Regions from separate parts of the Homo sapiens genome. Here region 1 is linked to region 2. Evidence: chromatin loops called from intact Hi-C (ENCODE). Cell type or tissue: CD4-positive, alpha-beta T cell. All regions are shown on one strand.

Region 1 (2,500 bases), 400 kb before region 2:
TCTGCCCAGTGGGCATTAGCACATCGCTATCACAGCGAGCTTTAAGGACTAAGTGGGACAAAGTGCCAGGAGGGACCTGGCATGGAGCAGGTGCTCGGGGAACTTCGGCTGATTCTCAAGTGAAAGCAGAAGCAAGGGGGCAGCTGGACTGCAGCCATCTCCAAGATCCTGGAATTTAATCCCTTTGAATATAAGATCCCTGAGAAGAGGCAGGTGGAGGTGTAGGTCCGTGAAGAACTGGCCGCTCTCATCCCTGTGCCTTTGGCACACCTGCAACCCTCGTTTTCTCACCTGTTGCTCCAGCTAAGTGAGCAATGTGAGAGTCCCAGGAGGTTACAAATGGATCTGCACCATCAGTGTTCCCAGTGCCCCAGCACAGAAAATATAATGAATCAGCCTTGAGGGTAGTGAGCTCTCTGTTCTTAAAAGTATGAGAACAGAAGTTGAACTCCTGGCAGGGAGTTAGATGAGGAATTGGTGTTTTTTTTGTTTTGTTTTGTTTTTTTGAGATGGAGTCTTGCTCTGTCACCCTGCCTGGAGTGTAGTGGCGTGATCTTGGCTCACTGCAACCTCTGCCTCCTGGGTTCAAGCGATTCTCCTGCCTCAGCCTACTGAGTAGCTGGGATTAAAGGTGCCTGCCACCATACCTGGCTATTTTTTTTTTTTTTTTTTGTAGTTTTAGTAGAGACGGGGTTTTACCCTGTTGGCCAGGCTGGCCTCGAACTCCTGACCTCATGTGATCAGCTCGCCTCAGCCTCCCAAAGTGCTGGGATTATAGGTGTGAGCCAGCACGCCTGGCCTGCACGAGGAATTTCTACTCCAGGTGGGTCTATGAGGACCAGGCTGGGGAATGAGAGGAAGTGGGGGGCTGTCCTCTGGCCACTCTTAGTGGCTTCTCTAGAATTTCTGCATAGGACTGACTTGAGACTTGTCTTGAAGTTGTATTTGCAAAACAAAGTCGCTTATTCCTTAGGTTGCCTTTTTATTTGGGGTGGGGTCCCCAAGACAGTGGGTAAAGGCTAGCAGCTATGAGAAACATGTGTTTCTCTAACTGCCCACGAGGGGGCAGCCTACACTGCATTTTCGGCTCCAGTTCTTGGCTGGGGAGAGTGACGCGGGCAGATCCTGACATGAGGACAGGGCTGGGGGCTGATGGATTGGGAAGAATTGGGCATCAGATGGGTGTGGGGCGGGGGCTATTCTTCTCCCCATAGATCACAAGCCCGACTTTTTTGGGGTTAGGAGGAACAGGCAAGGTGGGAAGCTTTCCTTTCAACAGTGAATCCTGCCACTGGAAAAATTTAGTAGAATTTGAAGACCACGGTTGTAGCAAGCGTCCAGGAAGCGTTTCAGCTCGACATTTCGGGACAGATTCCTGCCTCTCCGGGGCAAGGAGCACGTGACAGCATGGCTGCTGGGAGGAAGGGAGCCCCGCACATTGTGCACATGTACCCTAAAACTTAAAGTATAAATAAATAAATAAATAAATAAATAAATAAATAAATAAAAGAAAAGCCCCCAGAGGGCGGCCCTGAGCTCACATAGGACAGTTAAGCAGGGGACTTGAGGCACGGTGGTGAGCTGGAGCTCCTCTGTCATCCCCTGGGTGGGAGGAACCTGGTGCTGGCTTGTGTGTAGTGCGTATCTACCCACTTCAGCCTCCCAAAGTGCTGGGATTACAGGCTCATTGCAGAGCTCCTGGCCTTTTCCCCGGGCAGCCACTCGCAGCAGGCCCAGTGACATCCTGGGTGGATGAGGGCAGGGAACCGAGAGCGGCTGGAGGGGAAGGAGATGGGATAGGACCATTTCTGGAAAGAATGGGTGGATTGGTCACTCAGAGAACAGCAGAACCCAGCCCTTCCAGGAACCATCCCCAGAAGCCCCTTCTGGCTCTGGATGGGCTTTTCTAGATGGGGTGCTACAGGGGTGAGCCCGATGTATATGTGGCTGCCAGGACTCCCCACAGTCCCCTGAGTCTGAGCCCCTGTGCATCCGCAGCTTATGCATGTAGCATTATCAGCGCAGGATGCTCACACTGGTTTAGCACAGTGCGCCTGTAGGCACCGGGAAGTTCTGACTCTCCCTTGGAGTGGGGCCTGGAGCCCCTCTCTGGGTGAGGGGATGGCCTCACCTCTCTCTGGGTGAGAAGGCAGCCCCTTCTCAAACTCATCGGGTGCATCCCTGGGGACACAGGGCAGAAAGACCCATGACCCCCTTTGGGCTCCAAGTTGGGGGTGCAGGGCAGAGGCCAGAGAGCTCAGCCAGAGCCTAGCAGACCCCAGGCGGGCAAGGAGGAAATTATACCGAGTCCCACCCACTGCCTGTTTGCCCAGCTGCAGGGGAGCCTGGCAGGAGCCAGGATAGGATTCTGCAGCCCTGGGGCAGCAGGGACTAGGAGGGGACTGGCCTGGCAGAATGAAGGCTGGGTTTTCAGCCTTGCCCGTACACCACCTTCCTGGAAAGAAGACCTTCTTCCCAGGAAAAGAAAAGCCCCCGGAGG
Region 2 (2,500 bases):
TTACCTGAGCTTTTATAGCAACCAGGTGGGGCCACATGTTGTCCCAGCCTGGTCCCCTGCTCCCATGGACCTTGCGAGAAGCGAAAGGACAACCACAGAGGGTGGGGGTTCTGTGCTGGGCACTGGGTGTGCAAAGCTGTATGTGATGTAACCGTGGACCTTGGAGAGAGGTTTCTTTAAGGGAAAGATGAGGATGGAGCGGGGCAGGGGGCAGGATAGGAAGGAGCCTGGATACCTACCTGGTCTGGCTGCTGGGAGGTCAGTGAGAGCGAGGGGAGGGGCAGGCCAGAGTACTGGATTGGAATAGTCCCCGGGCCCCCTGCTGGGGAAACTGAGTTCTGGGAGGGACAAAGCTGTGCCGCACACCTGGCTACCTGAGGGACCCTGGAGCTTGGTCTGTCGCAGCACACCTGTGTCTGCGGGCAACACGGCCGATGGCCACTCCAGATGCTCGATCAATTCTGCAGCTTAGGCCAGTCTCAGAAGGCTCCGCAACACCTGCGCCAGGTCTCTGCGCCTTCCCCACGCGTTCACGCTCCAGGTCCTCACGCCTCTCAGCCCTGGCCTTGGTCCCGCCCCCTCATGGCCAGCCAATCCGAGAACCCCAGCAACCCCCTCGTCCAATGCGGCGCCTCCGGGTCCGCGCCCGCCCCGCCCCCTCCACCGCAGCCTCTGTAGGTGGATGCTTTCCGCTGCTCCGGCCGCCGGCGCCCGAAGCCAGCATCCCAGCTGCGGCCCCCACCAGGAGGTGCTGGAGGGGACTGCGGCTCGTGCCCCGGAGCCAGTCCTAGGCTCCGGAGCCAAGCGTGTCTCCCGGCCTCGTTCCCAGGATCTCCCTTCTGGAAGCCGCACCTTCTTCTCGTGCGCCCTCCCCACGGGCAGGGGATACATCCCGGAAGCGGTGCAGGGGAAGGCTCTGTGGACAGGGGCGCGGGCTCTGGCTTCAGCCCTGTTCTGGCTCTCCTGGATCCTCCCCTCAGGCCCTCAGCCTCCTTATCTGACAAACGGGGATTTGCGGCTGCCGGGGTTGGCTCTGGGACCATTTAGCCTACAGTGCGAGTTCGGACGGAACGGACCATGTAAACCAAATAAGTCCACTGTGGGCTGTGGCTGGCTCTCCCACTCCTTTCCTGGCCCCCCGGTAGGGCCCAGACTCAGCCCGGGGCCCCCAGTCCCCTGCCTCGCGAGCCCACCTCCTTCCTGCACGCGGGCGGCTGGGTGTCCGAGCCCGGCGCTGTTGCTGTGGGCTTTGGCTCCACCTAGTGGCACAAGGTTTGATCTGAGAGGCGCCGGCTGAGGCTCTGGAGTGAAGGAAGCGGTATCTGAATGGCTGAGAGAGAGACTGGAGCAAGGACAAAGTGGCATTTCTCTGCCTCAGCTTCTGCCGCAGACCTGGCTGAGGGTGGCCTCAGTCCACTCCGCCCTCTGGTTCCGAGGGGAGGCTGGGGTACTGTGCACTTGCCTGTGCTACTGTGTTAGCTTTTTCATGTTCTCCTTGTGGGGTGCTGTCCTTGTGCCACGTGGAAGCCTCTCATAGCCCGCTGGCCCCATGCACACCTGCCTGGAACACTGAGGCTATAGTCGTCGAATAAGTGTGGGCCACCGCTCTGTGGCCGACTATGTAAACCAGGCAGGTGGCCCTTCCCCTCCTGCCCCCACTACCTACTGTCCCCAGGAGGGAAGAGGTGCCCATGCCAACCTCCGTGGCTCACTGGTCTTGAATCTTAGTGCCCTTAGCAGCCCCAGCCACTGGTTGCAGTAAGAAGCTTCTTGCTTACATGACATGGCATGGCATGGCTTCTGTGCCCTTGTCTGACTGGCCCCATCCTCTTCCTCCTCTGGAACTGGACTCTGTCTCCATGGTCCAGCCACGATGGGTGTTTTTCCTTATGTGCCTGTGTAAAGGGGTGCGAGGTGTGTCAGGGGGAGGACAGGGAAGAGCTGTTGGCCTGGTTACTTATGTACTGCCCGCTAGAGAAGCCCGCAGCGGGGGCCTCCCAAGGGCCCATGTGAATATTTCACAGCTGAAGAAAAAATGATTGGCTCTCAAATAAGAACACTGCAAAATGGAAATCAATAAATTCTTAATCAAGTGTCCAACTGTAACATTATATCAACCTCATTAACTGTTAAATTTAGTATTCATAAAAATTTCATTACATCTGAAAGAATGTGTGGGCTAGGTTTTTCTCATTTCACAAGAATTCCCAATTGTAATTTAAATCAGTCACTCCTAGCCAAATGGTTTCAAGAGCAAAATTATAAATATCCTTTCAAAAACTTTACAGCAAATTTTTAATATTTTAACATGTTTGCACTGAGGAAGTGAAGTGAAGCTGTAAAAATAAAAATGAAGCTGAACGCGGTGGCACGCGCCTGTATTCCCAGCTACTCAGGAGGCCGAGCCAGGAGAATTGCTTGAGCCCAGGAGTTCAAAGCCAGCCTGGGCAATGTATAGAGGGGGACAAGGAGCCACAGTGTGCACCCAGGCAGGGAGTGC

The links. Peaks named below come from ENCODE experiments on the same cell type or tissue, not always from the same donor. Only the 100,000 strongest peaks of a DNase experiment are listed, where the experiment ranks them.
Region 1: a loop joins it to region 2, with 9 times the contacts of the local background. A loop is called at or near these places in 83 of 110 quality-filtered maps.

Annotation. Positions count from the first base shown.
Region 1 is chr15:74,767,593-74,770,092 of GRCh38, reverse strand. No RefSeq gene overlaps it. Among named protein-coding and RNA genes, the nearest start is that of CSK, 13 kb to the left of the region's middle. RefSeq lists an enhancer at 1,982-2,500. In CD4-positive, alpha-beta T cell, CTCF peaks have their summits at 837 and 1,042 (motif pointing right); a DNase peak (open chromatin) is centred at 1,092.
Region 2 is chr15:74,372,578-74,375,077 of GRCh38, reverse strand. No RefSeq gene overlaps it. Among named protein-coding and RNA genes, the nearest start is that of LINC02255, 5.3 kb to the left of the region's middle. RefSeq lists enhancers at 1-411, 893-942 and silencers at 543-602, 1,203-1,252. In CD4-positive, alpha-beta T cell, CTCF peaks have their summits at 1,034 and 1,241 (motif pointing left); DNase peaks (open chromatin) are centred at 607 and 1,247; H3K4me3 peaks cover 1,341 bases; H3K27ac peaks cover 578 bases.